Linked DNA regions of Homo sapiens: all the other regions are linked to region 1. The links are chromatin contacts, found by Hi-C or POLR2A ChIA-PET in ENCODE. All regions are on one chromosome and are shown on one strand. Each heading gives the region's core, a stretch centred on a gene start or an enhancer-like site at or near the end of the contact. The rest is flanking DNA. Distances are from core to core; before and after follow the strand shown.

Region 1 (3,282 bases), core at 219-2,718:
GCTGAGATCATGCTGCTGCACTCCAGCCTGGGCAACAGAGCGCGACTCTGTCTCAAGAAAAAAAAGAGAGAAAAAAATCCACGTGGTTATTACTTTTGATAGTCTAATTGTCCCAAATTTGGTTGGTGGTAGCCCTTTCAGACTGGTTCTTGTGTCCTTTTGACTTGCCTCCATTAGTTATTGAGTACTTTCTTCTTTATGATACCACAAGATGTTCCAGGCTAACCTTGTATTTCCTTTTCCTGGCTTGGGACCAGCCATATATATTTTTAAAATTCTGTGTTCATACTGATACCTCCGCTTTGAATCCAACACCACAAGGCTCTTTCTTACCTTTCCGCGGTCTGAATTGTATCTCCTACAGTGAGAAACCACCTTCCCCAAATAATCAGCACACTGATTCATTTGCCCTCTCCTGTAGTATACGGGCAAAGCTTTAGAGTCGTCACAGCAGTACCAGCAGTAAGAGTAAACTTGCTAAAATTCATGACTTGTTTGCAGTTTCTTTTTCTTTTTTTGAGACAGGGTCTTGCTCTGCCGCCCGGGCTGGAGTGCAGTGGCGCAATCACACTTCATTGCAGCCTCGACTTCCTGAGCTCAAGTGATCCTCCCACCTCAGCCTCATGAGAAGCTGGGACTACAGGCGCACATCACCATGTCCCGCTAATGTTTTTTTTTGTTTTGTTTTTGTTTTTTTGAGACGGAGTCTTGCTCTGTCGCCGGGCTGGAGGGCAGTGGCACGATCTCGGCTCACTGCAACCTCTGCCTCCCAGGTTCAATCAATTCTCCTGCTTCAACCTCCCGAGTAGCTGGAACTACAGGCACATGCCACCACGCCCAGGTAATTTTTGTATTTTTAGTAGAGAACAGGGTTTCACCATATTGGCCAGGATGGTCTTGATCTCTTGACCTGGTGATCTACCCGCCTCGGCTTCCCAAAGTGCTGGGATTACAGGCGTGAGCTACCATGCCTGGCCATGTTTGTATTTTTTGTAGAGACGGGGGTCTTGCTGTGTTACCCAGGCTGGTCTCGAACTCCTGGGCCCAAGCGATCCATCTGCCTTGGTGTCTCAAAGTGCTGGAATTCCAGTCATGAACCACTGCACCCGGCCTGTTTGCAGTTATTTTTGCCCTTGAGGTTTATCTTTCTAGGAGAACATAGGAGAACCCAGAATTACTGTGATCAAAAGTTACTTGGGCTCTTTTTTTTTTCTTGTCTGTGAGATTGTTATCAATTTAAAGTATAGTTAGCTTGATTTGTTTTTGTTTCAGTTTTAGAGTTTGCTTTTCTTTTTGGTTTAAGTTTTTGAAATATGGAAGTCATTTTATGTGTACAAGTATATTAAAAAAACTTATTAATAAGTATATAAAGAATGGAAGTCTCTCTACTCATCGTAGCCCTTCCGTTATGTAGGTGACTATTTCATTACTTTCTGGTTGATTCTTCCTGTGTTTCTTTTGCAAAAATAAGCAAATTCATATGTGCATTCTTACTTCCCCTTTCTTACATAAGGGGTAGCATATGATTTACACTTTTTGTGCTCTGCTTTTTTTTTTTTACTTAATATATCCTGGAAAGCATTCCACAGCAGTTTACTGAGCTCATCTTTATTCTTTTTTTTTTTTTTTTGAGACATGGTTTCACTCTGTCACCCAGGCTGGAGTGCAGCAGCGAAATCTTGGCTCACTGCAACCTCCGCCTCCTGGGTTCAAGCGATTCTCCCACCTCAGCCTCCTGAGTAGTTGGGATTACAGGCTTATGCCATCATGCCTGGCTAATTTTTGTATTTTTTTGGTAGAGATGGGGTTTCACCATGTTGGCCAGGCTGGTCTCAAACTCCTGACCTCAAGTGATCCTCCTGCCTTCGCCTCTGAAAGTGCTGGGATTACAGGTGTGAGTCACCATGGCTGGCATCTTTTTTACATCTGTGTAATACTCTATTGTATGATGCACCTCGTATATTCAAATAGTCACATTTAGGTTGCTTTAAGCATTTTGCTAATGCAAATAGTGTCATGTCGAATAACGTGTGTGTTTGTCATTTCTTATATCTGGGTAAATGACTAACAGGAGCAGGATTATTAGGTTAAAAGGAAAATATATTCTTATTATCTTCTCTTCCTTTTTTTTAATATGAAAAGTATAACATACAGACTGTTGTACATCTTGCTTTTTTTAACTACTCATCTTTTTGGAGACTTTTGCATATCAGTACCCAGAGAACTGCTTCCTCTTTTTAAAATTTTTAACAGCTGCAAAGCATTTTTAAAAATAGCTGCGGAACAGTCCATTGTATGACTACCATTGGTTTAATCAGTCCCCTATTGATGGTTTCTAATCCTTTGTTATTCAAAACAGTGCCGCAATTAATGCACCTGTGTATGGGTATCATTTCCTGATTGTCTCTATCATACCCTTCTCTTCTCTTTTTGTGGTAGATGTTACTGGGTTTTTGTATCTGTATTTGATCCCATATCACAAAAGAGTCCGAAGATTGTAATTGCCCGATCTTTTAATCAGGTCCAGAAGAATTTGACTGGAATGCTAGAAGTTTGTGTGTGTGTGTGTGTGTGTGTGTGTGTGTGTGTGTGTGTGCTTTTTTTCCTTTGAGACAGTCTTGCTCTGTTGCCCAGGCTGGAGTGCAGTGGTGCAATCATGGCTCACTGCAGCCTCTACCTCCTGGACTCAAGCAATCCTCCCACTTCAGCCTCCTGAGGAACTGGGACTACAGGCACGCACCATCGTGCCTGCCTAATTTTTTATTTTTTGTAGAGATGGAGTCTCACTGTGTTGGCCAGACTGGTCTTGAACTACTGGGCTCAAGTGATCCTCCTGCCTCGGACTCCCAAAATGCTGGGATTACAGGTGTGAGCCACTATGCCCAGCCTGAAGTTTTTATTTTAAAGCAAACTTCTCATGGAAGTCTAACACACAGGAGATTGCACAAGTTGTAACTGTATGCTTGGAGAATGTTCACAAAATCCATACCTTTGTGTATCCAGAACCCCGACCAAGAACAGATGCCGGGCCCCCAGTCGCTGCCCCATCAAGGGTAATACTATCTTGACTTCTAACACCATAGATTTAGTTTTTCCTGTTCCAAAACTTTAAGCAAATTTCTGCCCAGCTTTTAAATGTTGCATTGCCTTAGCACTTGGTTGTGGACCATTTTCTGCTGTTGACTATATAAATGTCCACCAAAGTCACTGTTCTAACAAGGTGATTGCTGCTTGGTTTCCTTGGCCTTAACTTGCCAGTGATTACTTAGCATGGGTCAGCCA
Region 2 (3,282 bases), core at 354-2,853, 620 kb before region 1:
CTCTTTGTACAGATCAGGAAATTGAGGCCCACCCAGTCAGGAAGAGAAATTCGTCTAAAACCACTCAGCCTGCCAGAGACCAAGCCAGAATCTGTGCCAGAGCGCACCCAGGCTGTTCCTGGAGAACCCAGGAACCAGCCCCACGGGGCCAATCAGCTGGCACTGGGCTGACCAGCAGGCACTGAATGAAACTTCTAGCCTCCGGGCCTCTCTGGGTGGCCAGCAGGGGGCGGTACTGCCCCAGGAGTGACAGCTCCCAGACTCCCAGCCACTGCCCTCAGGCCCATCCCAAGGTCCCAGGGCAGAACCAGGGCTGGGGACACAGAAGGCATAGGTGGGAGGCAGGGTTTCTGGGGTGGGAAGAACAGCACACAGAGCTGAGCATGGGACTCCCCGGCCCCATTCTGATGCCAGCTCCTTCTAACCTGAGCGAGGGAGGAAACAAGCCCTTCCTTTCTCCTTGCACCTCCACCAGTTGAGAGAACATTCTAGAAATGCACCCAGCTCCATCCAAAGTCTGCTCTCTCGAGAGGGGAAGGGGCTGGAGAAGAGACTGTCTCCCAGGCCACAGGTTTCCACAGAAAGTTGTCCTGCAAAGGAGGCTAGACCTAAGGAGAAACTTCTAGAGGCCTCTATACTGAGTATCCAACCTCAATTCCGGGAGTGTCCCTTTCCCAAAATAATGCTCTAGGAGAAGGTGGGGAAAGGGTGGCCAACTGCAGTGCTATGTGAAGACAGGGGCTAGATGTCCTTATTGCTGTTTCAGGACCCTCTTAGGTGCGACAAGAGAGAATTTTCTCCAGGATGGCTAAAGAAGAGCAGGGGCATGGGGGAGTGAGCAGGGCCGCAGGGGTCAAGAAGATGAGCCACTCTGGCCCCCAGGAGAGATGGCCAGGGTGCAGGGGGCTCCGTGTCACCCCCATCAGCCCTGGGACCCTTCCCAATGGCGAGGGCTTGTATTCCTAACCAAACTTCTGGATCTGGTCCCAGCGGGAACCCCTGCTATAATGAGTGCCCCCAAGGCCTCCCTTCAAAATCCCAGGAGTCCAGCTTCTCGGGGCAAAAGCCCCACAGCAGCTGGCAATACAAGATCTAGGAGGCAGGGGATCTTGAGGCCCCAGGTCAGAAAGGCCCCACGCACCTGCCTCTCCCAAGATTTAAAATACCAGGGGGCTAGGGGTTCCCATCCCCTGCTACTAGGCTTCGTGGTGGTCCTCAGCCCCAAGCCCACTGTGCCCTGTGCAGCATGGACAGATGGTCTCCAAGGGGCCCCTTTCAGCACCACTCCCCTTGGTTTCCCATCAATGCCACCATACACCAAAGTTCACACACTGTCTACTGGAAAGCCCCTGTCAGGGCCAGTTGTCCTACAATTAACTCTTCAGTTCTCCCAGGCTGATGGTTCCACCACACAGAGAGCAGACAGGGTGGGCAGGGGCTTGGGGAGTCACAGCAGGCACCCAGGGACAGAGGGGCAAGGAAAATGGAGATGGGGGCACATTCAGGGGGTGGGGACAGCATCCTGGCAGGTCCCGGGCCTGCACCACCTGGAGGAGCCGGTGACTCACGGGGCTGACAGAAGAACTGAAACCAGACAGGAGAGTGCAGGAAGGAGGAAGAAACACCCACCAGGTAACCTGTGTCCTCAGACATGTGCACTTCCAGGCCAGAGTTTCTATGAATCAGTGTCTCTAGACACAACCACCTTGATCCCTTCCGTTGCCTCATGCTGACGTCTGAGTCTGGCCCGTGGCCATCTAAACCCCCGCACTCTGGTTCAACCACCATCAGGCCCACATAGCAGCTGCTTCAGATCAAAAATCTCCTCTTCAGGGGCTTTTTCACCAAGCTGATGGTAAAGGCAGGACTCCTGGGTCCCGGTGTCCACTGCAGCCACTCTGGCTTCCCCTTAGCCCCTCTGCACCCCCTGCTCACCACCTGGCCAGTGTTTCTGCTCTTCCTTCTGCCTAGCATTCCCCTACCACCCCTGCTTTGCCTAGCAGGTACCTACTCATCCTTCAGGTTTCAACCCATGTCACCTCCTCCAGTGAGCTTTCTCTGACCTCTCACCTAAGTCAAATCCCCCATTACATGTGCTCCTGGCACCATGCACCCCTCTCTGAGCCCTTTGTAGAGTTTAGTTGTGTGGTTAGTGATGAGTGCCTGCCTCCTGTACTACAGCTGAAGCTCCAGGAGGGCAGGGACCAGGGCCTGGTCTAGTTCACCCTCCATTGTCTCTGCAGCATGTGGCAGAGTCAGTGCTAGGCACATAGAAGGCCCTCAGTAAACGTGCTGTGAATGAGTGGGTTCCCCAGCCAGCTGGATGTCCCACGGTTTCCCCCACCCCACCCCATCTGGCTCTAGCTCCTCTCTGTGACCCTTTTCATCTGCAGTCCTTGGAGCCTCCTAATGGTTGGGCTCTGTGGTGGGGACCAGGCAACCTGCCCCTGGGGCCTCAAGATCAAGGCAAGACACAAGACTCAATACCCCTCCAACAGGTTACAGGGGCAGCCTCAGTGGCACCAATTGCTCTGACCCGTGACTCAGAGGAAGCCAGTCCTCCAGAGCCCACATCCAGTCCACATCCTCCTTGATGATTTTGCATCCAGCTGCTGTTCCAATCTCAGGGCCTATGGCCCTCAGGGACTATCCAGCCTCCACCTAGAAATCAGACGACCAGAAATGGTTAGGACCCAGCCCAAGGTCACACAGCATAGCTGTCACAGAGCCGCACCAAGAATCCAGGGCGCCAACTCTAGCATAGGGTTCTCCCCATGCTATAATAAATGTAGCTATTTTTAGGAAGTGAATTAGCAAGTCAAATATGAAGTCTACTAATAATACCACATTTCTGCTTTTCAGAGTCTTCATCACCTTATTTGCTCCTGCAACATCAGGGTGGGCTGGGCACTGAAGTAGGTGGTGAGCTCATCTGAAAGGTGTGGTCCAGAGAGAGGAAGTGACTGGTCCTGAAACGCAATAAGCCCAGCCTTCCTGCCCGCCCTGCTCAGTGGTACTCCCAGAGAGGGTGCAGTGCCCCAGAAGTCCCCTTCCCAGGGCCTGGCTGGCAGCCTCCCACCTGGGCAGGCTCCTCGGGGCACTCAGACCAGCCGCTGCCTCCCTCGCCTGTTGTCCTCTTGACCCTCCCACCCCATCCCCCAAGCTGAGGTCAGCCTCCTGCCTTTCCTGGCCCCTGGCAGACCTTGCTTCTGTGCTAGCTCCAGCCCAAACCTGCATTCTCACAGCCTGTGGGCCTCAGGTGGCCTCAAGGCCTGGCATCCA
Region 3 (3,282 bases), core at 388-2,887, 610 kb before region 1:
AACCCTGGGACACCAGGAAGGTTGAGCATTCCAGGAAAGCCCCGACCCACCCAGGAAACCCAAGTACCTGGTGGGGCCTCATCTGGCCCATTGTCCTGAAAGGACAGGAATAAAGGCTCTCTCCTCATGGCCACACACCCTAGGGACGTCCAGCCTCCAGCTTTCTGTGGGTGGGGCAAATGACTGAGGAGGCTTCCCTCCCTGCAGGCGCCTCCCTCTGGGGCCTCCTGTGGTCCAGTCGTCCCTGGTCCCCAGCTCTCAGGTGGGTCATAGGGCATCTCAGCAGGACCACCAGGAAGAGCATCAGGAGGGGAAGGAGCCAGAGAGCCCTCCAGGCCAGTGCACTGCTAACTCAACATCTCATCTTCCTATCTCGTCCCTTCTGCTCACCTCCGGAGACTCCCCCTCCCCTCTCATGCTCTTCACTGGCAGGTTATGATGGCCCAGAGATCCCCACCAGAGTCCCAGATATCAGTGGGGATCCCAGCCTATTCCTCCAAGCTCCCAGTTGCCAGTGACAGGGAGGCAGAAACAGCCTGGAAATTAACTGTGGGTTCTCCCTGAGCCTGTGGATACATGGAAAGAGAGCTTCACCACCACCCCCTTCTCTGAATATACATACAGGATCTGAGGAGGGAGGATTCTGTGTGGATGCATGTGTGCACAGATGTGCATGTTTGTACGTGTGTATGGGTGAGCAGGTCATACGTGTGGTCCCATGTGCCCACCTGTTGTATATATGCATGCTTGTTTTGTGTAAGTGAGCATAAGAGGTCAAGCCAGAGAGAGAAATAGGAACAAGGAGAGACAGAGAGAGAGAGAATAGAAACAGAGACCAACAGGGAAACAGAATGAGACTGAGACAGAGAACAACAGAAGGCCAGACAGGTAGACAAGCCACAGTTCCATCTTCCCTGGTGCTGGCTGCCAAGGCAGACAACTCTCCTCTCACTTCATTGATGTTCTGCCTGTGTTTATACCCATGATTGGGGTGGAGTTCAGGAAAGGATGTATCAGGGCTAGGACGCCCCCACCTCCACACTCACAGGGCCAGTCAGGGCCCTCTGCAGGGGCTGCCATTTCCTCAAGCTGAGGAATGGGCTTGGATCCCTCGGATGCCTTCCAGGGTGCAGGGGCGCTCCCAGTGACTGGGCTCTTGTGGTGGCTGGGGAGGGGGAGCTCCTCTGACAGGCCCCATGCTGGGGGAAACGTCCTGAGACTGACCTATCACGGGCTGACATGCACACCAAGGAGGTCTCACATCTGCTGGGAAATGAGGGGCTGGTGGAGGTGAGAAAACCTCAAGTTCTAATGCCTTCCCAACACCTTCACCTCACCTGAGAAGCTTCTAGATTCCACCCACCCCTGTTTCCTTGGGGGAGGGTGTTGTGTGGAGGTGGGAAGAGGCAGGAGTCCAGGTTCTAGGCCAGGCTCTGAAGGGGCAGGTAGCTCAGAGCAAGAGGCTGGCCTTGCACCTGCTCTGCCTAATGGGACAGTAATGCCCACGATGGCATTCCGCCTCTGAGGGCTGTGGTGAGGCTGTGGAGAGATGTCAGGGACAAGAAAAGGCCTTGGAAACCAGCTGTGGGAAGAACAGCCCATGAGCTCAGCATTTCCCCTGGCTTCCCCGAAAGCCGGCCCCCAGGAGAGGAAGGTGACTGTGACTTCTGCCGCCACCACTTCCTGCAGCTGGGACCCTGCTCACTCAGAATGTGGAACCGTCATGGGCCAGCAGTGTCACCTGCACACTCACTCCTGCCACCAGGAAACCCTTCTGCAGGGCAGGTCCCCAAGCCCCGTATCTCAGGTTCTGACCAGGATGTGTCCTCAGCAGTGGTCGCCCGACATTGATGGGAGGGACGGGTCCCAGCTGGGCATCAGGATATGGAGGGTTTCATTCCAGCTCTGCCACCAAGGTACTGGTTGCCTCGAGGCATTCCCCTTGCTGGACCTCATTGAGGAGACTTCCTGTATTGCTAAGCAGGCAGGAACCCCAGAAGCTCAGAGCCGGAAGGCACCAGGGCTTCCCACAAGATGTGGAGGACCCAAAACAGGGAGACAGGCCCTGGCACCTAAGCGTTCCTTCTGGGCTCTACACAAGGTGTGGGTGGCACCAGAGCTACTGCAGGCTACTTGATCCAAGGGGCAGTCCTGCTCCACCGTGGGCTGGACGAAGACATCATCTACTCCAGGGCATCCACGCGTGGGGTGGGAGCCAACAGACCTGCGGTGCTGCCTTCCAGCTTGGGACTGGCCCCCGTACTCCATCCCGTGCACCCAGCCCTTCCGGCTCACCCCTTCCATGGCATGTTGTGCTCTCTCGCACCCCATGCTTTGCATGTGCTGGTTTCATTACCTGCAACACCTTCACCCCACTTGTGTCTGGCTAGCGTCCCCTCCAGAATGGAGAGTGGACAAAACATGGGGTCTGGAATTCCAGGGGTCAGGGCCCAGGCTGTTAGGAAAGGCAGAGTGTGAAGCAGACCCTCAGCAGGCCTCACAGCAGGGAGTGCTGAGCTCAGGGTTCTCAGGGGCCAGGATGGGACAGACGCCGAGGAGATGGGGGTCGGTAGCTGGGGCAGATTGTGCAGACAGTCTGGATTGTGGAGGAGCTGCCGGGCGCAGGGCCCCACTTGGCGCGGGCGGCTGTGGGGGAGGCTGAAACTGCAGACTATTTTTAGGCTCCTGCTGAATTGAGAGATGAGGATGCTCTGGGCTACAAGCCCTCATTCGCTGGGGAAAGACTAAGGGGGCCCCAGTTCCCCCGATCTGCCCCCAGAGCTCAAAGTCTCCAGAGCTTCCTCTTTTGTCTCTAGGGACCAAGGGCTGGGGTCAGGAAGTGGACTGGAAGTATCCCCAGCACCCTAGATAGGCAAACACCCACAAGAAGTGATTTCCATACCATTTGCACACTGCCCTGCTTCCTGATCAGAAGGAACGGAAACGTTCCCTTTCAGAAGACCCTCAGCGGAGCAGTGCATTCACCAGAGTCCACTTTCACCTGCCCCACTGGGTATCAGGAGAGTCCCAGGAGAGCGACACAAGCTCTAAAGTCAGAAAGCACAAACGGGGGTTGTTAGCACTGTGGTGTAGCATCCGCTAGGCTCGGGGTAGCAAATAAGTTCCATCTGATCAATTGCTGGTGACTCCTAAGGAGAAATGCTGGTGAGGATCCATTCATTCATTCCACAAATAATTTACTGACCACCTACTGTGTGCTAGGTGCTACTCTAGGTGCTATGAAATTTAGCTGTGAACAAAAAAAGACAAAATTCCCTGCCC

The links. A loop is a pair of places that touch in the nucleus more often than their neighbours do. ChIA-PET counts read pairs that join two places held with the same protein, here RNA polymerase II (POLR2A). Pooled maps may share reads with other maps.
Region 2: a loop to region 1 is called in a pooled map, with 5 times the contacts of the local background. The contact joins two enhancer-like sites. A Hi-C loop is called at or near these places in 1 of 168 maps with a recorded cell type or tissue (CD8-positive, alpha-beta T cell) and 2 of 50 pooled maps. POLR2A ChIA-PET finds 5 or more read pairs at or near these places in 1 of 52 experiments (WTC11).
Region 3: a map with no recorded cell type shows a loop between it and region 1 (7-fold over the local background). The contact joins two enhancer-like sites. A Hi-C loop is called at or near these places in 1 of 37 single-sample maps with no recorded cell type and 4 of 50 pooled maps. POLR2A ChIA-PET finds 5 or more read pairs at or near these places in 1 of 52 experiments (WTC11).

What each region holds. Positions count from the first base shown.
Region 1 is chr15:75,006,888-75,010,169 of GRCh38, forward strand. All of the region lies in intron 1 of SCAMP5 (secretory carrier membrane protein 5), which reads left to right. Among named protein-coding and RNA genes, the nearest start is that of SCAMP5, 13 kb to the left of the region's middle. Within about 2 kb of position 1,469, at least 3 of the 41 ENCODE cell types and tissues checked have a DNase peak (open chromatin) inside an H3K27ac peak, as active enhancers do.
Region 2 is chr15:74,382,333-74,385,614 of GRCh38, forward strand. The region is part of intron 2 of LINC02255 (long intergenic non-protein coding RNA 2255); the gene reads left to right. Among named protein-coding and RNA genes, the nearest start is that of LINC02255, 4.9 kb to the left of the region's middle. RefSeq lists enhancers at 496-575, 586-665, 653-1,153, 1,397-1,696, 1,787-2,046 and 2 more. Within about 2 kb of position 1,604, at least 10 of the 41 ENCODE cell types and tissues checked have a DNase peak (open chromatin) inside an H3K27ac peak, as active enhancers do.
Region 3 is chr15:74,401,459-74,404,740 of GRCh38, forward strand. No RefSeq gene overlaps it. Among named protein-coding and RNA genes, the nearest start is that of MIR6881, 8.3 kb to the right of the region's middle. RefSeq lists enhancers at 1-484, 1,214-1,263, 1,484-2,013, 1,629-2,594, 2,144-2,233 and 2 more and a silencer at 1,509-1,718. Within about 2 kb of position 1,638, at least 11 of the 41 ENCODE cell types and tissues checked have a DNase peak (open chromatin) inside an H3K27ac peak, as active enhancers do.